Linked DNA regions of Mus musculus: region 1 is linked to region 2. The links are chromatin loops, found by intact Hi-C in ENCODE. Cell type or tissue: gastrocnemius. All regions are shown on one strand. Each heading gives the region's core, and the rest is flanking DNA. Links, peaks and the distances in the headings are about the cores only. Region 1 overlaps Sorbs3 (sorbin and SH3 domain containing 3). Region 2 overlaps Slc39a14 (solute carrier family 39 (zinc transporter), member 14).

Region 1 (8,334 bases), core at 63-8,062, 100 kb before region 2:
CCCCCTAAATACTCAGCCCAGGGGAAGGAATTTCTTCCTTTTCCTCTCTGGAGGGCACGTCTGAGCCACAGTCTGACAGAAAACTGGGTTCATCCATGCTATAGGTTTTCTCTGTTTTTAAAGTGGAAGGGCCACATGTCCAAGCTGCCCTTAACAGCTTTCATCCCCTGGGCACACATCACTTATGCTCTCTGGATCTGTGAGGGTCTGGCTCCTGACACACAACAGGAATGAGTCTGTTCCTGGCTACCTTTGATCCTTTGAGCTGGAATATCTGCTGCTGTGGAGCCCCCTTTGAGCACCTCTAGACCCTTTCCTGTCTGCTCCCAGATTGTGCCTGGTTTGGCCACAAGGGGACACTAGTCTCTATTTGGTCTTGGCCACAGCTCACCCGCTAGAAGTCTCAGTTGTGCCAGGCCTGGAGGCAGGTCTTTGCAGGGTCCCTAGATGCCTGGGTTCTGCAGAAGAGGCGCGTGCGGAAACCACTGGAGATGAATGAAGGCAGACAAGGACTAGTGTCGGGCAGTTACTTTAGGCTGTGATACCTCCATTCTAACACCTGGATAACAGGTTCACAGGGACAGAGGTGGATTCTGGGATAGAACATGGGCGTTGTCCCAAGAGATTTACGATACAAACTCTCCAAAACAGCTTCGGAACAGGTGATATCCCCATTTCACAGATAAGAAAAGAGAGGCCCAGGGAAACCTGGTCAGCAGATGGCAAAACAAGGCCTCTTTGGACAGTGAAGGTAGTCTTAGTCATTGACTACCAGGGGACTTAGTGTTCCCAGAGGTGCCCATTAAAATACTCTTTCATGGGATCGCACCACCCAGGAAGCCCCCAAACCCAGGCCACACGTCTCTAGACTCCAACCAATGAACCTACACCCCTCACTCACCTTTGGGTGGGTCTTCCAAGGTCCAGTCCAGCTGCAGGTCTAGGGAACAGAAAGGACTAGGTCATCAACGGAACACAGAGTGAGGACAGGGTGCTTTAGGAGCCTGCCTAGCTGCTCCCAGCCTCCCTTCTGCCTGGAGCAGGGGCTGAGGGCTGAGTCAGGGCCTGAAGAATGTCCTGAGGGAGGGAAGGAATTAGGAAGGCAGCCCTTGGGAGGGCTTGAAATGCCTGCCTCTGGCAGCCTTTAGGCCTGGGAGAGCCAAATGGGCGGCAACCACACCCTCTAGGTTCTCCTGCTTAATCCCCCCCCCCCCAATACACACACCCTCTCCTGACCTCTGTAGGCTTGTCCTGGCCATGCCAGCCTCTCCCCACTTCCCTTCTCCAACTGCACCTTCTTCTCAAATGTCTTATCTCACTCTTTGTCCACTCCCACACCTCCCAATGTTCAGGACTTTCTGGGCTCAGGATGGAGGAGGAGTCAAGTAAGAGGTTCTAAAACCCAAACACCATTCTCAGGAGCCTGCTTTTACCTCCCTCTGCTGCTGGGTGACTGCACCCAGCCTATGGTCAGTTCTCTTACAATCTTATGATCATCTAGCTTGACTCAGTGGTAGCATTTGTCACAGCTCTTCCTTCTGAAACTGCTTTCTCTCATCTGGCCACAGGGAGACTATTTGGCTCTCCTTGTCTCTCTTTGAAAGGAACTCCAGTCTCTCAGCTGCATTCCTCGCCTCAGTGGGGCTTCTCTGAACCCACATGGCTCTATCCTAAGGACTGTTTCTCCGTCTCCCTGGCTCCCCGTCTCCGTCTCCCTGTATGATCTTGGCTAGTCTCAAAGCTTTTCAAACACATTCAGCCTTGTTTCCATAGGGTCTATATCCATGGGTTCAACCAGGTCCACTTTGAGAATATAAATCATCTGCACTGCACATGTGCACAGACTATTTCTTGTCATTATTCCCTAAACAAGACAGTACAGTGTATATATGTAGCTACTAATACAGTATTTACTTTGTATTAAATATAAGTAATCTGGGGGGTGCTATAACATCTATGAGAGGCTGTCTGCAGGTATATGCAAATATGACTACTTATACCTAAATTTGTCATACTTTTACACTTATTTTATATTTTATATGTATGTATGTCTGTGAACCACAGGTGTGCCTGGTTCCCCATGGAGGCCAAAAGAGGGCCAGATCTGCTGGGACGGGAGTTACAGAGAGTTGTACACTGCCATGCAGAAGCTGGGACTTGAGTCTTTGTCTTCTAGAAAAGCAGCCACTTAACTCTGCAGCCCCTTCAGGGTTGTTTGTTTATTTGTTTGTTTGTTCATGTCCTTTTGTGTCTGTATGTGTGAGGATGCATGCGTGCCACAGCATGTGTGTGAGGGTCAGAGGACAACTTGCAAATGTCAGTCCTCTCCTTTCACGAGGTGGCTTTTGAAGGTCGTCAGGCTTGGAAGCCTTTGACCACTGAGTCATAGGACCTCACCCCATAGCCTAGGTTAGCTTAGAACTCATGGCAATCCTCCTGCCTCAGCTTCCCAATAGAGCTACCACCATGGGGCCCTAGAGCCGTGGCTTTGGGTATGGTGCTTCATACAAGGGACTTAGTCTCGAAGGGAGCCACTATCTAAGGACAGCTATCTGCCAGGGCTACACGTCGGAACTGTCTAGGACTGGAGGCTGCCATCTTTTTGAGCACCCCAGGTACTTCATATACAGCTTTAGACCTCGCCCCTGACCTAGCCCAGGACATTCCGCTGCCTGTTTCCCTTGGGTGTGGCAGGCCTGGAAAACCGAAAGCCTCTCGTTCTTGTTGTCTTTTGTTCTGGTTGACTCATTTTCTAGTCCTGGCTGTCTTAGAACTCACTGCAGATCAGGCTGACCTTGAACTCCTGCCTCGGTTTCTCAAGTGCTAGGACTAAAGTCATGTGCCACCTTGCCAGGCTCCAAATGCCTCTTAAACCTGTTTCCTCTGCCATCTTCCCTGTCTCTAACAAATGTCAGCACCAAAGCCAGGCCCACTCCCGTGACCCCTGAGACATGAAGACTGAGAGCTGTCTGTCAGCCTCAGCTACATGGTGAGTTCAAAGCCAGCCTGGAATACATGAGACCTGATCTGAAAGACAAAAAGGGGGCCAAACGGCAGCTCCATCCTTCAGCTTGCTCAGGTTTAAAGTCACTCTCATGCTGTTCTGTCATGTTATGTTCCATTATCAGCAGATTCCAATGCTATACTTGGAATGTCTCTGGAACTACCATACCGTTCCATCCCACTGCCCGGGACTGGGCCACTGCTAGGTGTAGACTGGATAAGAGCAGAGCTTTCGTGATGGCTTCCTACCCACTCCCACCCCCAGCCTTGCCAATCAGGGGAATTGGTAGCCTTGTTCCCACCATCTCTTCTGTGTCTAGCTGTATGGGAGATCCTCCCGGTCATCTTGGTTAGAACTCTTCACTCTGCTGCTCAGAATTGCTCAGAGGTTCCAGGTTTCTTGTCCAATAAAAGTCAAAGCCCTCTTAGGAACCCCCAAAGCCTCCCAAGACCTGACCCTATGACCTTTCTGACTATGATTCCCATCCTGAATCCCCTTTAACCTTAATCCAGGGTTTCCCTGGCTGTGTTTTCCCCTCTGGGTTTTTGGAGCGCCCTCTGCTGGCCACATTCCTCTCTACCCTTTCTGGGCTAAGCTCAAGGGCGTCTTCACAGGGTCCTTCCTCACCTCTTCTGGGTGCCCTTTCTGCCATCTGTGTATTGGGCATCTTTTTAGAACAGTGCTCAGTGCACAGGAAGTCCTCAGAGATAGGCAAGCATTGATTCAATGCACACGTGGCCTGTAGAGCGCTCATACGCAGCTCAGTATTGGCTGCATTCACACTACTGCTCCGGGTGGTGCCACAGCCTAGCCAGAAGTCCAGAGAAATCCCAGGAAGCCCCCAGAGGACATGGGGAAACTTCAGCTGGTCGCTGTCCACTCAACTACATTCTGGAGGCCATTCTTGGCGTCAAACATTGACAGAACAGAGAAACTCCTTCCCTGCCTCCTTCCCTTCCTCTTCTCTTTCTTCCCCCAAACCCACTTTCTTTTTTTAGATTTTTGAGAGTCTCACTTTGTAGCCTAGGCTGGCCTTCAAGTCTGTGTTTCCCCCTGCCTTTGCCTCCTGAGTGCTGGAGTTACAGGCACCAACTTGTTTGTTTGTTTGTTTGTGCCTGTTTCCAGGACCACTCACATGAGAGCTTGGAGAGAGGAGTCAGAAGAATTTCATTTCATAAGCAAAGAAATCCCCCTTCTATCCCGCCCACAGGTTCCAGATAGTTGGGAGTCTACTGGGCCCTGGGAGGGTGTCTAACCTGGCATTTTCCGGTGAATTTGCTGGAACATTCTTCGATACCAGTCTCTGGGGCTGTCAACACTCTGAGATCAGAAAATTAAAATCAGGTCTCTCTGCTCACCCACCCTTCTCAGGCCTCCCTGCTCACCCACCCTCCCCAGTGACAAGCCAACTCGGGCACCTTGACATCCCTATAGATGGCTGGGGTCTGGGAACTCTCTCTGGTGCTGGTGCTGATGTGTGTGTGTGTGCATGTGTGTGCACCTGTGTGCATGCAGGCACACATCCCAGTGCATGGACGGACATGTGGAGGCCAGGGGTCAATTGCACACCACCGGGATGTACAGATTCCACACACACATGCGGAGGCCAGAGGACAGTTTGCAGGAGTAGGACCTCTGCTGCTACCACATGGATTCTGGGATCAAACTCAGGTCATTAGGGATGGTGGTAACTGCCTTTGTTCACTTGAGCCTTTTCACCAGCCCTCTACCTAATTAATTTTTATTTGTTTACTCTAAAAAAATTTTTTTAACGTGTATGAATGTTTTGCTTATATCCTTAGAGGTCAGAAGAGAGCATTAGCGTCCCTGGAAGCAGAGCTATAGACAGTTGTGAGGTGCCATGTGGGTTCTGGGGTTCCAACCCTGGTCTTCTCCAGGAACAAGTACTCCTAACCACTGAACCATCTCTTCAGCCCCTTATTTTTATTCTATTTTAATTTTTGAGACAATGTTTCACTAGATAGCCTTCGGCTGGCCTAGAACTCAGTATGTAGTCTGCACTGGCCTTGAACTCACAGAGATCCTCCTGCCTCTGCCTCCTGAGTGCTAAGATTAAAGGCACCACCATTCCTCAAAAAAAAAAAAAAAAGATTATTATTTTTTTTTTGAGACAGGATCTCTCACTGAACCTGGAGCTCACTGTTTCCTCTAGACTGCTTAGCCAGGACGCCACTGGACCTGCCTGTGACCCCCTAACCCCAGCTTTGGGATTGTAGACATATATTGCAGCACCTAGCTTTAATTATGCAGTAAGCACTTTGACTACTGAGCCTTCTCCCCAGCTCCTTTTGTAGCAACTTCATGTGGCATGTTGTGCCTGAATTCAGCGCATGCGAGAACTCTCTTCAGTGTAGAGCATGATGACCCTCCATCAGGAGATGGAGACCGATTTACATTTTCCTCGTGGTTTTCATATCTGTATGGGCATGCACAGCACATGCGCGAGTGCATGTTTGTGTGGGTGTAGGTGTGTGTGTGTGTTTGTATATGTGTATGTGCATGCACATGCATATGGAGGCCAGAGGTCAACCTCAGTTACTATTCTTCAGGCACTGTCTATTAATTAATTTATTAATTTTTGAGACAAGGTTTTTCTGTGTAGCTCTGACTGGAGCTCATTACGTAGACCAGGCTGGCTTCCAACTCAGAGATCCACTTGCCTCTGTGCTGGAGCTATAAGCATGTGCTACCATGTCCAGCTGCGTGTGTGTGTGTGTGTGTGTGTGTGTGTGTGTGTGTGTGTGTGTGTAATGTTTCAGAGATAAGAACTCAGGCTTGTATGGCCAGCAGTTCACAGACTGAGCTATCTCCGCAGTCTTGTGGCTATTCCTAAGGCGTCTACATTTTTCTACATGAACACATGTAACAGTGTAGGGAGAGAGGGCATTTCACATAATCCACCACATCTGGACCTTACAAAGCAGGAAAGGTCCATGACTATGAGGAAATATGGCTGGCCCAGCACGGAAGGCCAGGGCCCCGCTAATCCTCTGTAGAATGTAGAATACAGGATCCTTCCCTGCCAGCCATGGCAATCTCCTCTCACTCAGCTGGTAAATAGGCAGCTAGTCTGTGGGTGCTAGGCAGGGCCCTCGGGATACAAAACTAAGAGGTATCCTACTAAGTTCAGCCCTTAAAGTGGTGGCTTTCCATCTCTGAAATCTGTATCATATTACATCTATGTGACTCCACACACAAGGTGTGGGTACGGCCTCTGTGCCCCACCCCTATTATACTCCTAGAGATAGAGCTTGGGAGGTCTCTGGGCCCCCTCTGTCTGGGACCCTCAGCCCTGGACTCACAGATCGGGGGGCAATGGGCATGCCGCTCTCATCCACGGGCCCGATTCCCTCGTACTTCACCCAGCGCTTGTCCTGTCGCTTGCTGTCCTTGGTCCATGTGGCTGACCAGTTCTGGGCATGCTGGGAAGCAGGTGGCTTCGGGCTCATAGAGGGCCGGCTCCCAGGGCCTGGCCAGGTCTGATACCATGCTGGGTCTGTGAGAGGAGTGTAGGGTCATTAGCTGAAAGGCAGGGGTCCCCACCTGATCTTGTCTCCTCTGAACATCGACCCCCGTGGGTCCAAAGTTTCAATCCTCCTTATTAGACTGGATGATGTGGACTCCACAAACCACATCTGCAGCAGCACCCCGGGCTTCTGCTTGTTTATGACTTAAAATGAATTTTAAGAGGATTTTGTTTGGAGCAATCTGTGTTCATCCCCAACCCATTCTGTTTTCCTCGGACAGTCCTAAGTGTTTGCAGAAGGGAAGGCTGGGGAAGAGTACTTGAAGCAGATGCTAGGGGCATCCCAGTTAGGGTGTGGCAAGGCTGACTCTGGGCTGTAGGGGATTGGCTGGGCTAGGCAGATGGGGGATACAGACTTAAATTTAGACTCCAGCTCAGCCACCTATTGGTTGTTTACGTTTAGGCTCATTTATCATCCTGGTGGTGCCTCGGTTTCTACTTGTATAGAAGGAGAATAATTTCAGCAAAGACACGGTGACTTCTAGTCTGTGCCACTGGACATAGCACATACAGACAACAGCCCCCAGAGAGGTCAGAAACTCATTCCCCAGGCATGTGTCCTCTGTCCCCAGCTTTCCCACAGAACATTTAGTTTCTAAATAGTTTAGTATAATAGCACACATGCTTCAGGGCCAGATGGTCAAGGGTGTGGATCCCAATGCAACCTTATCTACTCCGAGCATCTCTGAGACTGGATCCTCACTGGGAAGATGCCCATAACGGACCCTGATTTGCTTGGATGTGGCTGGTTTCAATGGGGGATAGGCTTGTGAAATGTCTGCCCAGGATTGTCCAGTGTTCAATAATTCCTTGCTAAGTGACTGAGGTCCTTTGCACAATGCCTGACTCAGTGGAATGAATGCTCAGGAAAGGATGCCATTCCTCAAAGGGCTGGATTATACGGAAGAGTCCCCAGGAGCTCAGGGACCTTAGGGTCCACCCAGATGGCAGCCAGGCTCTTAAGCTGCATCTCCAATGCCCTTTTGGGTTGAATGAGAAGCCTGAGTGCGTGTGGCGGAGGGTGGGGGGCCGGACACTGGGCAGTCCCTGTCCATGCTTAAGCCAACAATTCTCACCGTCCCATTTGAATTGCTGGCCCTGTTACAGTTCTCTTGGCCCCTGGGGCCATGTCCTTCCCTTGTCAAGAGGGAGGGAAGGGCTGTTATCAGCCGCCTGTTCTCTCTTCAAGGTTCCTTTCTCAAGATCTGCAGGATCACAGAGAACCCTAAGCTGAACCCACAGTTCCCTGGAGACCTTCTCATGGCCTTGAAAGATCCAGTTCCTTTCCATGTGGCACAGGGAACTTGCCCCATCCCCTGCGTAAGGTTCTTAGAGCAGATCTTCCCAAGCAGACCCACCTGGATTCAAGGAACCATCTCTCCTGGGTGGGGGGCAGCCATTGCACACAGTCCTGGGCGCAGGGTCATGAAACTGGAAATTAAGGGTGTTGGAGCCACCATTCCGGATCACTGGCACCTGTGGGGAGGGGCCAGGAGCGGCAAGCTCAGGGCCCAGAGGCTCCACAGGAGTTCCACTGGGAAGGAATGGCCTCCTGGGGAAGTTTCGGAGGCTCTTAGGAGCTTCCTTCAGACTGTCTTCCCTCCTTATATTGTCGATCCACGGCTCCCCCCACCTGGCCTGCTAGTGTCCCATCAACTGCTGGCCCATCAGTGTCCTTTTTTCCTCGCTGTTCACTCACCCTTGTCCCCCGGGAGGATGAGCCTATATGGGTTCGGAGGTGACCAGGGATGAAATCATCCAGGCTGAGCCCAGCAGGGAGGCC
Region 2 (8,334 bases), core at 101-8,100:
AAACCATCATCATTCCTAGGAAAGAAAACTTTAAGTCTTTCAGTGTTCATTCATTTTCAAAATAAGGGGCAAGAACCAACACCAGAGCGTGTATTACTGGGCCTTCCGTTAGACACTGTGACTTGGGACTTGTGTATAGGACACCATCAGACCACAGCTTAAAAGAGTCCACTTGTGGACCTGCAGTTATAGGGAGCAGGAGAGGACAGGTATGATCAAAGCAGATTATATATATATATATGTATCATAGCATCTCCATGAAATACACAACTTCATACAATGAGTAGAGATAATTTTTTAAAAAAGCAGACAGTTGTGGGACACTTGAAAGAATCTCTCACTTTGGGAAGAAATGAAACAAAAATATTTGTTTCTTCCTTTTTTTTTTTTTTTTTTTTTTTTTGGTTTTTCGAGACAGGGTTTCTCTGTATAGCCCTGGCTGTCCTGGAACTCACTTTGTAGACCAGGCTGACCTCGAACTCAGAAATCAGCCTGCCTCTGCCTCCCAAGTGCTGGGATTAAAGGCGTGCACCACCATGCCTGGCTTGTTTTTTCATTAGCATCTATAAGTAAACACATCACCCCCACCCCCGACCCATCTTGAATTCCTGACCCTCTTGCCTCTACCTCCCAAGTGCTGTAATGCTGTGCTACACACTCCAACAGACAAATATACAGTTTAAGAGAAAATGCCTTATTTGCAATTACCTCAGCACAGGATTCATCGGGGGCCTCCATTGAGAAGAGGACCTTAGAGTTTGTGAAAATGCAGGTGGACTGGGTGGACCTAATTTATTTGTTCAAAACCTCAGTGTTTAGAGTAACTATGAGTAAACCAGAAGGCACAGAAGTAACCCCCAGAGCCTCATGGGAGAAGTACTTCTTGTCTTATGATTACCAGGCCAGAGAATTTCTAGTTATTCCTTAATTGATGTTACAACCAACCTGACCCACTACCTGCTGCCAAGGTCAAAGACTGCTATTATACCAGAAGAGTCTGTTAACTCACTTCCTTTCAAATGAGTCTTAGGAAAGCAATTGGTATGCGTGTGTGTGTGTGTGTGTGTGTGTGTATGTGTGTGTGTCTGTGTATGGTCTGACATACTTAGCTGAAGGCTGATAAGGGCCTTGCCTAACTGCTGCTATCTTTCCAAACACAAACATACACATGTGAGTATATATGCATATATACATACATGTACACACACACATACATATGTATCCTTGACTTCAGTTTTCTGGGGGGGGGGGTTAGAGGCTGGAGAAACAGATCAGTGTAAGAGGGTGTACTGCTCATAGAAAGGATCTGAGTTCAGTTTCCAAAAGCTCACAAGCATCTAGCTCCAGCTCCAGGGCATCTGATGCCTTCTTGTGGCCTCTGAGAGCACCTGCACTCACCCCACCCCCAGACTCATAATTAAAAATAAAAATCTTCTAAAATTCTTATTTATGTATGTGAGTACACTGTCGCTTTCTTCAGACACACCAGAAGAAGGCATCTTATCCCATTACAGATGGTTGTAAGTCACCAATGTGGTGGCTAGGAATTGAACTCAGAACCACTGATATGCCACAGTCATATCAGGTCATCAAGTGCAGAGGCATGGCCTTTACCTTCTGAGCCATCTCGCTGACCCACACATTCTACACTTGATCTTAGCCAAAAGGCCGAGAAGCGATGACCCACACATTCTAATGTGTGTGTGTGTCACTTTCAATGGGTGTTGCCTGGGTAAAGACTGATAAAGGTTTACCTATCAGTCTCCAAGAGTATGTATGCATATCCCATGCTACAGGCAGGCATTTAGTTTTTTCCAGTGTTTTGACCTGAGTCCACATAGAGTATCTTTGCAATCTCTCAGAACAGATTTCCCTCCAATCAGATCCAAGTATCACTGACTAGAGAAGAAGAGGAGCAGACACCTAATTATTTCAGAAGACATTTCCAGTTTCAATGCATTTCACCCCATCCCACCCCAAGGGCTTAGCTGGCTAAGAGTATTACCAAGGGATGTCTGCAGTGACCGTTTTAATCATCTTAAAGGCCTGTTTACTTCTGTGCTGTGTGGGCCAGACTTTTGCCTCATTCAAGGATGTGTTTCTAAACAAACACGGGCCAGATGAGAAGCAGAAAGCAGAGCCATCCCTCAGGAACGTGCTGTCTGTCATAAGGAGAAGTCTGGCAGCCCACAGACACGCAGGTGTGTCACTTAAGCCTCATTCATTCTTTCTGCAGAGCAGCTGCTGATGTATCAGAAAGCAACTGAAGCCTCCAGCCGCAAGTTTAGTGTGAAGACGTCAGTTCACAATGCCAGTCCTGGAAATGAGTTACTGCAAAGGAGAAAACCACACAAAGCCTAGGAGAGCAGTGAGGGGGTGGAGAGAAGAGGTGGATGCCAGTGCCACGGCCAACATCCTTTTGACAACACCAGCAAACGTGGAGCGATCTGGTGCAAATTAAAAGACCAATGTGAGATATGGCTCTGTGGCTAATAGCACGAGTTGTTCTTCCAGAAGACCCAGGCTTGATCCCCAGCTCAACTGTTGGTGGCCAATAACCTTCTGCTAACCGGGTCCCAGGGGATCTGATGCTATCTTCTGGCTTTCTCTGGTACTGGACACATAAGTGGTATACACTTGTAAATTCTACAAAACAGACACAAACACACACACACAATGGAAGACCAATATGATTTGTAGATGCTGTCTCAAAATAGGTTGTTTTGCAGAGCTATTCTAAGATCAGAAAACTGTTTTGCCTTAGGCTGGGCTTGGAGAAGTCCTTGACTGCATCCTAGTTAAGACCAGAATAGACCTTAACAAGCTCTGTCTGAAATCTTAGGGTATCAGGATACTATTTCAGGTGGTTCCACTCTTTAATGAGCAGACTCTGGTATTCAGGATACTTCTTGTAACTCAACAATTCACAATGTAAATGTGTTTTAAAACTAATTAATTTATTTTTACTTTGGGTACACTGGTGTCTTCTATTCCTGCACAAACATCAGACCAAGAAAAATTGGGGAGGAAAGGGTTTATTCAGTTTACACTTTCCACATTGCTGTTCATCACCAAAGAGAGTCGGGACTAGAACTCAAGCAGGTCAGGAAGCAGGAGCTAACACAGAGGCCATGGAGGGATGTTCTTTACTGGCTTGCTTCCCCTGGCTTGCTCAGCTTGCTTTCTTATAGAACCCAAGACTACCAGCCCAGGGATGGCACCACCACAAGGGGCCCTCCCCACTTGATCACTAATTGAGAAAATGCCTTACAGCGGGATCTGATAGAGGCATTTCCTCAAGGGAGGGTCCTTTCTTTGTGATAATTCCAGCCTGTGTCAAGTTGACACACAAAACCAGCCAGTACAACTGGTGTTTCGTCTACATGTTATCTCTGTGGCAGGATGTTAGATACCCTGGAACTGGAGTTACAGGTAGTTGTGAGCTGTCTCGTGAGTGCTGGGAATTGAACCTGCATCCTCTGGAAGAGCAAGTGCTCTACACTATTGGACCATCTCTAGCCCCCTCACACTGTACGATGTCTTGACCATCAACGTGAGTCCCTATAGGCATCCCCTCTAATAAGAGCTAAGCCAGAGCAATGCACATGTAAGCACCATCTTATGACTAACAGTAATTATTAAAAACAACAACAACAACAAAAACCAAGCTCCTTATTTTTTAAAAAGGGGTCACGATTGCTCAGTGGGTAAGGTTGTTTGTCACTGAGCCTGATGATCTGAGTTTGGTCCCCAGAGCCAACCCCTGACAGCTGTCCTCTGACCTGCACACACATCGTGGCATGCATGACCATCCCCACTCAAACACACACACAATACATGTAAGAAAATAAAGGAAAGCTCTCTTCCTGTAAGTGGCCAGAGGTGACCTGTGAAGATAGTTCATTACTTTCTTGACCTAGAAAACTCCACAAAATCATCAAATCAAGAGGTTCAAACCTTCGTGTTCACTTTAAGAACACCCAGGAAACTGCCCAGGCCATCAAGGGTATGCATATTTGCAAAGCCACCAAGTATCTGAAGGATCTCACTTTAAAGCAGCAATGTGGGCCAGACGTGGTGGCGCACGCCTTTAATCCCAGCCCTCGGGAGGTAGAGGCAGGTGGATTTCTGAGTTCGAGGCCAGCCTGGTCTACAAAGTGAGTTACAGGACAGCCAGGGCTATACAGAGAAACCCTGTCGCAAACAAACAAACAACAACAACAAAAACCAAATAAGCAATGTGTGCAAGTCTGGCGGTATAATTTGCCCAGGCCAAAACAGTGGGGCTGGGGACACAAGGATGGTAGCCAAAAAAGAATGCTGAATCATGCTAAAAAATGCAGAAAGTAATGCTGAACTTAGGGTTTAGACATAGATTCTCTAGTCACTGGACACGTGGACAAGGCACCTAAGATGTGCCGACAGACCTACAGAGCTCATGGCCAGATTAACCCATACGTGAGCTCCCCCTGCCACACTGAGATGATCCTCACTGAGAAGGAACAGATCGTTCCAAAGCCAGAAGAGGAGCTTGCACAGAAGAAAAAGATATCCCAGAAGAAACAAAAACTCATGGCCTTGGAATAAATTCAGCAAAAAATAAATGCAGATAAAGTTAAAAAAAAAAAAAAAGAAAGAAAAAGAAAAGAAAAGAAAAAAACCAACATGGGTGAAGTTCAATACAGAACTCTACAGTCTTTACAGTTTCCAAGGCGCAATCCATGGCTAAGTGCTTTGTTCCTGAGCTTAGCCCAAAGTGAGTCATTTTAAAGTAAGTGTGTTATATGATATAGGAAGTCCCTTCTAAATCCCCATAGCCAAATCCAAACAACCCTTTGTAAATCAGCAACAGACGAGCGCCACCTTGTGTCAAAGATTCATTATGCCCCAACTCGTTTTTTTTTTTTTTTTTTTTTAAATTAGGTATTTTCTTTATTTACATTTCAAATGTTATCCCCTTTCATGGATTCCCCTCCAAAAGCCCCTCCCCCCCACACACACACCAACTCACCCACTCCCAATTTCTGGCCCTGGCATTCCCCTATACTGGGGCATAGGGGAATGCCCAGGACCAAGGGCCTCTCCTCCCATCGATGACTGACTAGTATGCCCCAGCTCTTAAGGCTGAAGCAAGCCGACACTTGGGACTCACCAATTACAGAATATAGCTTTATTTATAGAATCTTACAAATAAAACATTTACAGTTCACATGACATAAATTATTTTATTTTCTAATTCTCATAACACCTGAGTTATTTAAAAAAAATACTGTGATGGAACTGTAAAGGGAACTATGAGTAAAATCCTCTTTCTTTATGCAAAAAATCATCCAGCTTATCTGTATCTCTTTGGAAGAGGGTTCACTAAAACTGGATCCTAGGTGATCCAGACAGAGAGAAGCCATTTAAAACCCAGGTGAAGGGTACCGGAGAGTGCTCCCCCTGGTGACCCTAAGTATTGGAGGGCGGGGATGGAGGACTGAAGGTGAGGTCAGAAATGAGGTCCTCCAATGACAGAATCCAAGGCCTGGCTGAGGGCTCCTCTGTGTGACAAGCACTTTCCTTGCTAGTGTTAACAGGGAACAGAAGCTATGGGCAGTAAGGCCAGGGGAGAAGTGTCCGCTAAGCAGCCCGTAGCCCCTTCAGCCTCTTATATGTACAGATGCTTAAAACAGCAAGTTCAACATTTAAAAGTCAAAAGAAGGTCAACGGCCACATTTTCAACTCATGGGGCGAATCTGTTGCCAATAGCAATGGATTATCAGTTGGCTCCCACGCCCCACCTGTGTCTGACTGATGCCAGCCCTCCGCCCTGAAGAAGCCCCAGGATTTCCTCAAAGTTCTTGAGTTCACAGGAAGGGTGCATGGCAGACAGTCTATCTCATGTTTAAGACTCTTTTTAAGCTCTTTTAAACAAACCAAGCCACCATCCGATTCCAGCATAAGGGCATTTAAAGGACAGGAGCTAGGGGAACTCCTAAAGTTAAAAATATAATGCATGAGCTAGGTAAAGTGGAATCTTTCAACCTTTGGGGGGGGGGCTGTGGTGGTGCTGGGAATGACATTCAGGGTGTCACATACACACTGGACAAAAAACGTGCTACCACTGAGCCACACCCTCAGACCTACAATCTTAAATTTTACGGTTTTTTATCTTCATTTTGTCTTGCTGACACAGGAGCTTGCTATGTAGCCCAGACTGGCCTGCTATTCACTATGAAGCCCAGGCTGGTATAAAACTTGAGCCTGCTGACTCTGCCTCCCTAGGGGCTGAGATTACAGGTACGAGTCACACAGCCTGCTCAGTCTTACACTTTGAGTGTCAATTTCTGCTACCTCCTAAAGCATTTGTAGGAGAAATAGAACAGGAGAGATGAGACTCGCCTTCAAACACCAACAACCATGACGGTAACATAAAGCTTAGCTTCTAACATTGAAGGAACTGGTTCTTTGGTAAAACTGGACCCTAAGCCTACCAGGACCTGGTCCTGACATCCAATCTAGTACCTTGATTGCTGAACTTTCCTCTTCCTGCTGCCTTGTCTCAAAGGCAAGAGGCAAGAGCAGGGAGAGAAACTGAGCAAATTTCTGTTTCCCCAGTTGTGTTCTCAGGATTTCAGGATTCCTGGTTTCAAGCATGTTTCCCCAAGAAGAACAAGAATGAACACACACACACACACACACACACATACATGTGTGTGTGTGTGTGTGTGTGTATATATATATATATATATATATATATATATATATATGAATACATGTGAGTGCATATATATATATGTATATATATATATATATATATATATATATATATATATATATATATGCACACTGCTTTTAATGGACAGTTTTCCTGTGGTAAGAACAGAAAGACTCAGGGATTGGCAATGATTCAGTACTGTAAGTCATGCGAACAATGGCTCCTGGACTGTGACTGTGGGCACCACTAAGAAAGGCTTCGGGAGAGACTGGCTCTCCAAAGTGGCTAAGGAATCCATGTATCAATATGATAATAATAAATTAATTCACTTAGTGAACCTGGAGATTAGCTCCCCTGGAAGCCAGAGTTCTGAGGAGGGGGCTGCACAGCGCCTGAGGCTGGCTTGTGGTGTGAAATGTCAAGCATCTGGTTTTGTTTTGTTTTGTTTTCCTGGACCAAATGAAAGCAATTTACACTCGATTCAATTCAGTATTCAATCTTGTTGTCTGGGACCGGGGAGGAAGTGGTAGCTAGATGGTGTCCTTTAAAACCCATTGGCAGCAATGACGTCTGCAGTCCTGACCTCAAGAATTGACCTCAAGGTCCAGAGTCCCATGGTATTCAACTATTATTTCTGCAATTAGCAAGTCCTAAGTCTGGCCTGCAATGACTCCATTCCCAATCACCTTGGTCACAAAAAGGCATAAACAACTGTGTCCTGATTCTATGAGTCAGGTTCTACTGGCAGAGGTCTTGACCAGGGGAGACTGATTTGTGCAGTTTCCCTCCTATGCAAAAACCTTTAAATGTGCTCTGACCGTGCTCCCCGTGAGGCATCTACAAAGTTAACTAGAAAAAGAAAGCAATAGGAAGGCGTGAGGATCAGGGCAAAAACAACTGATTTAGCAGACCTCTTGCCACGCCAGAGAATGCCCACAGTGGCTCGCCTGGATGATTATGTGACTCCAGATGCTGCAAGCAACCTGCACGCAGCATCCTGGTGGAAACCGAGCACCAAGGAGACAGGACATCCATCACTAGTTCTACCCCCTCCTCACTCAGGCAATCCCCTGCCCCTCTGCCTGCCATACTCATCGGAAAGTCAGCCTTTTCAGAGAACAGTTAACAGACTGAAAAACACAGGAGTCTTGTCTTCTGCCCTCTTCTCTGTAAAAACATGAGAACCCATGCCAAAATGGACCGACCTGAAATCCTGGGTACACACATTTAGAATCACAGGCCCCAAAGCTGGAAGCCACACTGATACTTCTAACCAAACCATGACCACTGGCTTCATTTTTACATTGTAAAAGATTCCACATCTCTCAGTGCTTCTTCCAAGAGAAAGGGAGGAGGGTGGCCAGAAGGAAAAGGGAGGCGTGTCCTACATGTGGCGTTTCAGCTCCAGAATCATCAGTGGAAAGGGTCGGGAGACAACGGTTCGAGGCACTACCTAGAGATTCCCAGGGCAGCTTCTTCCTAGGACAGAGCATTTGAAACAGATGACATCTGAATGCAGGCAGACAAGTCTGTGCCAGTTTTTAAAGAGCTGCCTTTTCCATGATGCTTCGTGGATGCTGAGTCCTCGGGCCGGGGACCAGATGGGGGCCCAGAGCCCGATGTCCAATGCCACT

The links. A loop is a pair of places that touch in the nucleus more often than their neighbours do. Peaks named below come from ENCODE experiments on the same cell type or tissue, not always from the same donor. Only the 100,000 strongest peaks of a DNase experiment are listed, where the experiment ranks them.
Region 1: it touches region 2 in a loop (2.4-fold over the local background); 17 of 42 quality-filtered maps call a loop at or near these places.

What each region holds. Positions count from the first base shown.
Region 1 is chr14:70,195,022-70,203,355 of GRCm38, forward strand. Sorbs3 (sorbin and SH3 domain containing 3) reads right to left here. Exons shown (of 21, transcript NM_011366.3): 2 at 8,251-8,334; 3 at 7,910-8,027; 4 at 6,328-6,521; 5 at 4,261-4,324; 6 at 902-940; 7 at 392-485. Among named protein-coding and RNA genes, the nearest start is that of Gm26908, 4.2 kb to the right of the region's middle. In gastrocnemius, for the core only: CTCF peaks have their summits at 341 (motif pointing right) and 3,581 (motif pointing left); DNase peaks (open chromatin) are centred at 370 and 3,561; H3K4me3 peaks cover 1,117 bases; H3K27ac peaks cover 3,337 bases.
Region 2 is chr14:70,298,312-70,306,645 of GRCm38, forward strand. It overlaps Slc39a14 (solute carrier family 39 (zinc transporter), member 14), which reads right to left. Exons shown (of 10, transcript NM_144808.4): 10 at 5,156-8,334. It also overlaps the pseudogene Gm4240. Among named protein-coding and RNA genes, the nearest start is that of Ppp3cc, 13 kb to the left of the region's middle. In gastrocnemius, for the core only: a CTCF peak has its summit at 4,855 (motif pointing left); no DNase peak of the experiment used is centred there.